Regions from separate parts of the Homo sapiens genome. Here region 1 is linked to region 2. A link is a contact called in ENCODE Hi-C or POLR2A ChIA-PET data. All regions are on one chromosome and are shown on one strand. The core of a region is the stretch at or near the end of the contact, and the rest is flanking DNA. Distances in the headings are between cores, read along the strand shown.

The links. A loop is a pair of places that touch in the nucleus more often than their neighbours do. ChIA-PET counts read pairs that join two places held with the same protein, here RNA polymerase II (POLR2A). Pooled maps may share reads with other maps.
Region 1: a loop to region 2 is called in a pooled map, with 3 times the contacts of the local background. The contact joins two enhancer-like sites. A Hi-C loop is called at or near these places in 3 of 168 maps with a recorded cell type or tissue (endothelial cell of umbilical vein, naive thymus-derived CD4-positive, alpha-beta T cell and natural killer cell), 3 of 37 single-sample maps with no recorded cell type and 9 of 50 pooled maps. POLR2A ChIA-PET finds 5 or more read pairs at or near these places in 16 of 52 experiments (CD4-positive, alpha-beta T cell, CD4-positive, alpha-beta memory T cell, MCF 10A and 9 more).

The regions. Positions count from the first base shown.
Region 1 is chr10:33,133,503-33,138,608 of GRCh38, forward strand. No RefSeq gene overlaps it. Among named protein-coding and RNA genes, the nearest start is that of IATPR, 19 kb to the left of the region's middle. RefSeq lists an enhancer at 265-1,464. Within about 2 kb of position 2,854, at least 6 of the 41 ENCODE cell types and tissues checked have a DNase peak (open chromatin) inside an H3K27ac peak, as active enhancers do.
Region 2 is chr10:33,094,254-33,099,059 of GRCh38, forward strand. The region is part of intron 1 of IATPR (ITGB1 adjacent tumor promoting lncRNA); the gene reads right to left. Among named protein-coding and RNA genes, the nearest start is that of IATPR, 20 kb to the right of the region's middle. RefSeq lists an enhancer at 1,714-2,379. Within about 2 kb of position 1,843, at least 2 of the 41 ENCODE cell types and tissues checked have a DNase peak (open chromatin) inside an H3K27ac peak, as active enhancers do.

The DNA of each region.
Region 1 (5,106 bases), core at 1,604-4,103, 40 kb after region 2:
GGTCAAATGGTATTTCTGGTTCTAGATCCTTAACTCACTTTTAACAGAGCTATGGGGGCTTTCAGCTCAGCAGTGGCTCTTCTTAGCAGGGGACTGAATGTGTTCCCTTTGCCAAAGCCTACTTTGCTTTGCTTATGTGATGCTACTTACAGGATTTCCAGATTGTTTTTGGTCTCTTCAACCATTTGCTTTCTTTGGACAGGACAATGCCCAGTGATGAAGATGAAGCTCTTGTTCTTGACATCTAATCCCACACCATGACTAATAAACATGGCATGCTGCAATGGGCATTAATTTATGGGTAACAGAAGCAGATCCAAGCCTTTTAGCTAATTAAATAAAAATGCACCATACAGCAACCATCCTGCCTGCTTGGGTGTAAAATAGAGAGGAGAAAGATGGCATGCTGGTCATTGAGAGATAATTACCTGCAATTTCAGAGCTGGAATCTAGTGACAACATAAGAAAAATAATAACCTCTCTGGCTGTTAGGATTCTCAGTTCTAGCTGCGAGCAAGGAGCAAAGGCACCCACAGACTTGCCAAACCTATGTCAGGAATGACGAATAGAAGGCAGAAATCCACATCCCCAGGTGGTAAAATTGTTATCCACCTTCGTCACCTCTTTCCTAATGGAGGAAGTGAGGACAGGCAGCCTTGGAGTCCTACTTGAATGAGGCCTGGACCTTATGCAGGGTAATAAAAACCAACACGTGGGGCCTGTGCTGTAAGGTGGCAGAGGGCGATGACTCACCCCACTCATGCAGGTTGAGTCATTTCAAGGCAGAGTTGTGCCAGTTCAGTACCCAGTAATATTTTCCAGTCGACGAGTATCAGTGAACAGGAGATAACCAGTCATTTCTAGATTCTGCTCAGAGTCCCAGCTTAGAGGCTCCACCAGCTCAAAGAGACGGGATGGCAAAACAGCCACCTTAATTTCCAGATCATCTGCCAGCTCATCTGCCAGCTGACACACAGCCCATGGCTCCACTATTGCCAGTGCTGTAGCTGCACCAGACCAATCTGGTTCAACTTTTATGTAACAAAGTTGTGATTTGTTTTTCAGTTGCCCGGGACTCCCAGGTTGAAGATCATGAGCATGCCCTGATGAGCCAAGGCATGCAACCACAGGGGAACCTAAGTGCTTGGACTGAGGAGTGGGGACTGAAATAAGAAGCGGACACTGCAGGGCAGGATCAGGATCCAATCAGATCGAGCCCTGGCATCACCTCATGGCAGGATCTAGTCAGATCGTGGCTTTTGACATCACTTCATTGTGAAATCCAATCAGATCACACCTTATTACCCTATCCTTATAAAACCGGACCTAGCCCCCAGCTCGAGGAGGCACTGCTTTGGGAGTTATCCCAGGTGTTCTTGTTACTAGTTGCAAGGAATAAAATCCTCTTGCTAAATCCTCCTTGGTTGTGCAGATGTTGGCATGGATGTGGAGAGAAGGGAACACTTACGCTTTGTTGGTGAGGATGTAAATTAGCTCAACTCTGTGATAAACAGTATGGAGAGTTTTCAAAGAACTAAAAATAGAACTTCTACTCAACCCAGCAATCCTATGAGTGCATGAGTGGGTATCTACCCAAAGGAAAAGAGACCATATAAATAATATACCTATTTATTGCAGCACTATTCACAATAGCAAAGTCACGGAACCAAGCTGAGTGCCCATCAGTGGTTGACTGGATAAAGAAAATGTGGTCTATATACACCATGGAATACTAATGAAAATAATGATTTCATTCTTTTTATGGTTGTGTAGTATTCCATGGTTTATATATACCATTCTTGCGGCAATGTGGATGGAGCTGGAGGCCATCATCCTGAGTGAACTAACTGAAAAACAGAAAACCAAATACCGCGTGTTCTCACTTATAAGTGGGAACTAAACAATGGGTACGAATGATCATAAAGATGGAAATAATAGACACTGGGGGCTCCAAAAGCAGAGAGGATGGAAGAAGGACAAGGGTTGAGCACTTACCTGTTGGGTACAATGTTCACTACTGGTATATTGGGGACACTGGAAGCCCAATCCCCACTGGTATGTAATATACCCATGTAACAAACAAATATATGTACCTCCTGAATCTAAAATAATCAATCAATCAATCAATCCTCCTTGGTTGTGGTCATTGGGTTGATATCTGCCAAGTAACCACTGAGCTAAAATTGGGAGCTTTTACATATTCGGTATGTTTCTTTTTTCTTTTCTTTTCTTTTTTTTTTTTTTTTTTTTGATATGGAGTCTCACTCTGTCACCCAGGCTGAAGTGCAGTGACATGATCTTGGCTCACCACAACCTCCACCTCCCAGGTTCAAGTGATTCTCCTGCCTCAGCCTCTCAAGTAGCTGGGATTACAGGCACCTGCCACCACGCCCAGCTAATTTTTGTATTTTTAGTAGAGGTGGGGTTTTATCATGTTGGTCAGGCTGGTCTCAAACTCCTGATCTCAAGTGATCCATCTGCCTTGACCTCCCAAAGTGCTGGGATTACTGGCATAAGCCACCATGCCTGGCCCATTTTCAGTGCATTTCTGTGTTTAAAGGATATCACATAACTGAAATAACATTTTTTATAAACCATGCAACTTGGCTCTACTGGGTGAAGCTCACGTTAGAGGCCAACTTTCAACATATTTAAACTATGGAAGCCCCCAAAAGAGCAACTTACGTTAAAGGTGACTTATAGCAGAGGTAGCTAGGCTCAGTCCAGACTGGACAGTGCTCTCAAAGTTTATGTGCAGAGGCGGCAGTACCCAGGCAAGTCTTTGAAAGTCCCGGCTTAGAACTTGGCACAATCACCTTAGAGATTGTTCACTGCTACAAATGCAGGCATTGATGCAGGGGTGGGGCAGAAAGACGGGGGAGTGGGAGCCTTGCTGCTAATTGGTTTAGTCTAAGATCAAGCCTAACCTCCCTTGGCCCACACAACTGTTACTATTAAGTGAGACTGAAACTAATCAAAACTATTTACACAGATGTGCCAAGCCTGGGAGATGAAGCAATTATGTGCCCAGACCCATGTTGATGAGTAATTTGTGGCAAACTCCTCTGTATAAGAGGGGGTCATGTAGTAGCAAAGTGGGGTTGTTTTGAAGAGAAAGCCTGCTGATGTGAAACGAAGAGCTGACTTGGATTCCACATGATAGGAGACAGGTATATGCTTGGAGTGCAGCCTCTCCAGGGGAAACTGAGGGAGGGATGGGGGACTAAGTGATCTGCAACTCACTCATGAAAACCCATTTCAACCCAAAACAGACCTAACCTCCTCCACCTTCCATTAAGTAATTTATCAGGGTTTTAAAAGAAGAATCCATATTTCTTACACTTCCTTTCTGTTGGACAATGCAGTGATATGACCAAGGGCTTGGGGTGTGGATTGCAGGGGAGGGAAGGTTAATTAGCAACACAGATTAATTAGCAACCAGTCAGGGAGACGGATCTGTGCTCTGATTCATCTAACAAAAACTCTGGAGGTGGCTATGCTTAATATGCTCCTTTGCAGATGTCAGATCTATAAGTGAGAGAAGCTAAGTGAGTCACCACAGGTCACAAAGCTAGCAAGAGGAGACAGATTGTAAGATCATAAACCAAAGTCCCAGGCCTCCAAACCCCATGCTCTTTCCTACAAAATATACTATCTTCCTTCTGAAAATTATGCTCATCATAGGGACGAACTTTGTTTCCCAGGATTAGTTGGGCTCACGTACATGCTACCATATTGACTCGGGTTCTCTAGGGTACTGGACCAGAATGTTTGTTCCCTCAAAACTTGAGGTCCTAGGGCCATCTAGGAGGAGCGGTGCAAGAGGCTTTGGGATCGATTGCCAGGCTGTGGGCCCCTGGGGGTGAGGGGCCTGAACAAAACGTGAAATACGGCTCCACTTTCTGCATCAGCAGAGGGGAGGCTGGGCGTGCCTGTGCCCCCAGAAGTGAACCCTTATGTCCAGAGCAGTGAGGAATGTTGAAGTCAGGAATTCCCCCTTCCTTCCCTCAAGCCAGGTCCTCAGAAGCCCGGATGAAACTCCTTGATAGGAGATGTTTTGAAGGAACCTGGGTAAAGTGCTTCTGTGGACTGCAAGATCTAACAAGTCTCAGAGTCAGACAGTCTGAGGAGTAGACCCATAGATGCCGAGTGCATACTTTCTCTGGGCGACACTTTGCATTTACGGAACAGGTGCTGGGAGCCAGGAGGTGAGAACTCCCAGAGACTCAGTCCCTGCCCTCAAGGAATTCCCAGTCTAATCAGGGACATGAGCTTGTAAACCTGGCTCCTCCCCGACCCGGCCCTCAGCCCAACCCTGAGTCATCCTGATGCTCACTCAGGATTGGAGGTCCTGGAAGTCCACAGTATGGGTGGGAGAAGAGGAGGAGCCGCTCACTCATGCAGAGGGAAGGAGAGAAGAGTGAAGTAATGAATGCATGCATTCATTCAGCAGCTGTTTAGGAGAGCCTTTCCCGTGTCCATCACTCTCCTGGGTGCTGCGACTATGGTAGAGAACAACACAAATTTAAATAAAAAGTCCCTGTTATGATGGAGGTGATGGGACTTGATCTCTTTGCATAGCATCCAGATTATTGGAGAAGTGAGGGAGGAAAAGGATATTCTAATCTCATTGTGAAATTGAGGAAACCAAAGCCTTTCTACTTACAAAGTGGCAGCCCCAAGATGCAAACACAAGTCTCTCAATTCCGCTATGTGCTGGTGCCCACACACATAGGGACCCTCCCCTTAGCTAGGTTGCTATGAGAGAGGCCACAGAGCCCTAGCAAGGAAATTGCACAAAGGCCAGCACCAAAGGTTGTTGTGATCATAAATTTGGTCCTTCCAGTAGTTTCTGGGGAGACAAGGGTCACAAATGCATCTATCTTTTGGTCAGCCGTTTTAGTATCAGCTTCCAGGTCTATTGGATAGAGATATTCATCTACACGAATAAATAACTCCTTGAAATAATTCAAGGCTTTTCAGAAACCACAATCAAATTTGTAAAATAAGGCAAAGCAAAGCAAAACACAACAAAACACTTACGTAACCATTGTTTGTGATGCAAAGCTGTAATTAAGAACCAGAATTTAACAAATATACATGAAA
Region 2 (4,806 bases), core at 593-3,092:
CCTTTGACTTAAACCAGAGTGAAATTGAATGGATGATACTGATGAGCAAAGATGCAGGAACTGAACAAGCAGAAAACAACAGAAGCTGGATAGCTGAAATCACAGTCAAGGCCAGGCCCAGCACATGCTAAGCAGGCCGCAGCTGGCTGCTGCTGACCTCAGCACTGCTTCCCCTGAGGCCAGGCAGTGTGGGCTTTGCAGCTGCCAGAGTTGATGTCTCCTGCTCCACTCTGATCACCAGCTTCAGTTTTAAAACCAAACTGGCTGAGCCCAGGCCACAATGCCTACTTTATGACTGGGAGGTGGAAAAAGGGGGTAATCTACTTCTTCTAGCTTCACTAGTGGGAGCAGGTCTCATCTCCCACAAAGACTGCTATGGTTTGGCTGTGTCCCCACCCAAATCGCATCTTGAATTGTAACTCCCACAATTCCCGTGAGTCATGGGAGGAACCTGGTGGGAGGTGACTGAATTATGGGAGTGGGTCTTTCCTGTACTGTTCATGTGATAGTGAATAAGTCTCATGAGATCTGATGGTTTTTTAAAAAGAGAAGTTCCCCTGCACAAGCTCTCTCTCTTTGCCTGCTGCCATCCATGTAAGATGTGACTTGCTCCTCCTTGCCTTCTGCCAAGATTGTGAGGCTACCTCAGCCACGTGGAACTGTAAGTTGATTAAACCTCTCTTTCTTTTGTAAATTGTCTTTATCAGCTTCATGAAAATAGACTAATACAAAGACCTAATTAGGGAATTCCTCAAATACACAAAGGAGTCTACTAAATGCTGGATATCTAAACAACTTCCACTACTTATACCCAGAAACTTAAATCTAACTCAAGCCAGAAAACACCTTTGAAGGTGAAATTTCCAAACAAGAGCAGACTAAATTGGGCTTGTTTTATTAACCCAGGTCTCAGCTTCCTTTGTTACTTGGAGATGAACCTGACTACCTCTACCACGTGCTTCTGGGGCTTTCTGGTTGTTTTTCCAAGGGAGGCAATTCCATAATATACAGGGCACATGTGAAATAAGATACACTGTCTGGGAGACAGCAAGCAGGTTGTCCTAAAGGGTAAGATCTAATTCTTGCATTTAAAATTTTTCCTCTGGAAAATTGTGTCAAATCTCAAAAATAATGCTATATAGGGTAAAATAATGATTTGGAGTTAACTGTACACACAGCCCAATTCCTTTGTGATAATAGGGTTTTTTTTCCTATTATATCAACAGAACAGCACTTTGGAACATATGCACTTGAATACGTGATTTTACCAAATCAAGGAAATTCAGTAAGAATCTTTATGATGCAATTTTACTCTTCAGACTAAAAGTACATAAATACATATCACACACACATTTGATACATAATATAATTATTCTATACCATAATATGTCACATATTAGCATATAATATATGAAATGTAATTATCTGTGATATATAATGAAAATTATATATTAAATATGTATAATTATACATAACATAGTATGTTTATAGCATAGTGTAGCATATAAATTGTCTTATATCTCTTTTTGCTTATTTTCTCCCTTTATCTCATATTAATTATTTGCCCATTTTGAAACTCATGAAGTAACAGTTTAATAAATTAGGTATTATCATTTGCTAAACAGGTGATTAGGGAGAGAGGTAAAGTGATATTTTAAGTAATTTCTTTGGAGTATCTTCTTGCTACTGTGTTCTCTGTTTCTGTCAGTGTAACGGGGAAATTGAAAGTTGGCTAGATATCATTTTAAGCTACTATTCATTTTCATTTCCCCATTTTATTTTTGTGAGACTATTTCACTTGTCAGTTCAAGACGTTAGACACATTTGATTAAATTATCAGTGAGTGATCATTGTGACAGTAAGACGCAGAAGAGGAGAGGTGAAAAACGTTTGCAAAAGAAAAGCAGAGATATAGAAGAATGGGTAGGAAATGAATGGGGTGATGAAACAGAGAAGTCTCAATAAAGCCCCTGATAAACAAAGCCAGGTGTCCCAGCAGAAAACCTTGCTTCCCCCATCCAGCTGTGCTCCACAGGCAGCCCCTCTTTCATCTGGGCAGATCCTTTTCATAGTTAAAATAGCTACTATCAACTTAGGAATAAATGTGCCCACAGTACAGCTTCTTTATAAGAATGGCATCATTCCCTCTTCTGTTAATGGAGATGGTCTCTATCTACATGGATGTATAGAGAAAGGATTTTTAAGACCCACTTTACCCCAGATCTGTTTTACAGCAAAGCTCTTCATGATAAGTTCCAGCCAACATCACATTTCACAGAGCTTGAGAAAGCCAGCGCAGTGGGGAATCCAATCTCCCAGGGTGTGGTAGCATCTTCTTATATATTTGGAGTCCCTTCATACATAAATCAGAGGAGAAGACAGTCATGTAATGCTCACAATTATGGCCTGTGAAGTATGCAAGACCTGGGTCTCAGAAAGCCACAGCTCCACAAGGCATTAGATTTATGCCCATAGCAAATTACCAAAACTCTCAGAAGCCCTTTTGTGCTGGTCCACAGTGGAGGAGAAGTCATGGAATTTTTTCAAGAAGGATGTTGGAAAGATTGCATGAGGAAAAGTTCTCAGGATGCTGTCAGGCATACAGTAATTATTATAATCAGAATATGGTTGTTAATTCTTGTTGATGAAAATAGCCAAACTTTGTAAAATATTTAAAGAGATTTATTCTGAGCTAAATGTAAGGACCATGATCTGTGACACAACCTCAAGAGGTCCTGAGAACATGTGCCCAAGGTGGTTGGGTTACAGCCTGGTTTTATATGTTTTAGGGAGACATAAGATATCAATCAGTACATGTGAGGTACATATTGGTTTGGTCTGGAAAGGCAAGACAATGTGGAGCTGTGGGGGAGGTGGTGAGGAAAAGGGCTTCCAGGTCATAGGTAGATTTAAAGATTTTCTGATTAGCAATTGGTTTAAAGAGTTAAGTTATTATCTAAAGACTGGGAATCAATAGAAAAGAGTGTCTGGGTTAAGATAACGGGCTGTAGAAACCAAGGTTTTTATTATGTAGATGAAGTCTCGTAGGTTGCAGCCCTTAGATACAATAGATGGCAAATGCTTGCTATTCAGATCTTTAAAAGGGGGAGAATATAATGAGCCATGTCCAACGGCCCCCCACTTCCGATCATGGTCTAAATTAGTTTTTCAGGTTTCTTTGGAATCATTTTTGCCAAAAGGGAGATCCATTTGGTTGGTTGGGGGGCTTAGAATTTTTTTGGTTTGCATTCTTATATGTTTTAAAGGTTTTTGTCTTCTTCTCCTTCTCCTTCTCCTTCTTCTCCTTCTTCTATTTTGAGATGGGGTCTCACTCTGTTGCCCAGGCTGGCATGTAGTGGCACGATCTTGGCTCACTGCAACCTCTGCCTCCCTGGCTAAAGCAATCCCCTGGCCTTAGCCTCCCAAGTAGCTGGGACTACAGGTGTGCACCACCATATCTGGCTAATTTTTAGTATTTTTGGTAGAAATGAGGTCTCTCTGCCCATGCAGCCCAGGCTGGTCTTGAACTCCTGAACTCAAGTAATCCAACCACCTCAGCCTCCCAAAGTGCTGGGATTATAGGCATGAGCCACCCAGCTGCTTTAAAGTTTTATAAAAACTTTCACATTTATTTTCTCATTTGAGCCTCAGTACCACCTATGTTGTAGACATTTTTAGATTATATTATAATTATATTAAAACTCTTTGACTCCATAGATGTTGAGATAATTGGTAAAGCTCCCTTAGCTTGCAATCAATCAGTGGTGCTGGAGTCTTAACCCAGGTCTTTACAGGTTAGGTCATTTGCCTGGTTCACTGTTGTGAACCAAGTTTTAATTTGTTGTCTCTCGCTCCATCCAAACACTCCTTTCATCTAATTCATCATGTAAATATAAATGGACTCAGATAGCTCCTATATTCTGTGGCATAGTAGATTAATTTAACTATTTTTTCAGATCTCAATAATGATTTCATATTTCATGTGAGTTTACACTGGAACTTTTGAATTAAAACAACTTTAGATTTTGTGGTTTAATAATGGAGAGTCTGAAGACATGTTCCATTTCTTTAAAAAAAATATTACATTGTGTACAATTGAAGTACAAAAAGCTGCCCATGTATAAAGTATAAAATTTGATAAATTTTGTCCTTATATATATATACACTCATGAAGGCATCAGCGCAACCAAGATAAAGAACATTTTCATCTTCCCCAAGTTTCCTGATGCCCCTGTGTTCTCTCTCTTTCCCCTCACCTCTCCCTCGAGGGAACCACTGATCTATTAGGTTGGTGCAAAAGTAATTGCGGTTTTTGCCAAAAAAAAAAAAAAAAAAAAAAAAAAAAAGGCAAAAAAATGTAATTACTTTTGCACCAACCTAATACTTTTTATCATTGTAGGTAAATTTGCATTTTCTAAAATTTCATATAAACGAATCATACAAGATGTACTCTTTATTTTGTCTGATTTTTTTCATTGATATAATTATTTTGAGATTGATTCATATGGTTATGTGTATCCATAGTCCATTTCCTTTTTCTCATTGGATAGCATGCCACTGTATGAATATTCTGCAATTGTTTATCCATTGACCTATTGCTGAACATTGGATTATTTCTAGTTTTGGCTATTACAAATAAAGCTACTATGAACATTGGTCAATCAATTCTTTGTGTGGTTATACAATTACATTTCTCCACTCAAGATTCTAACCATTAGACCTTATCATTCGGTGGGTGTATCTTTAACTGTGTAAGAAACTGTTGAACTGTTTTCCAAAGTGGTTTCACCATTGTACATTCCCATT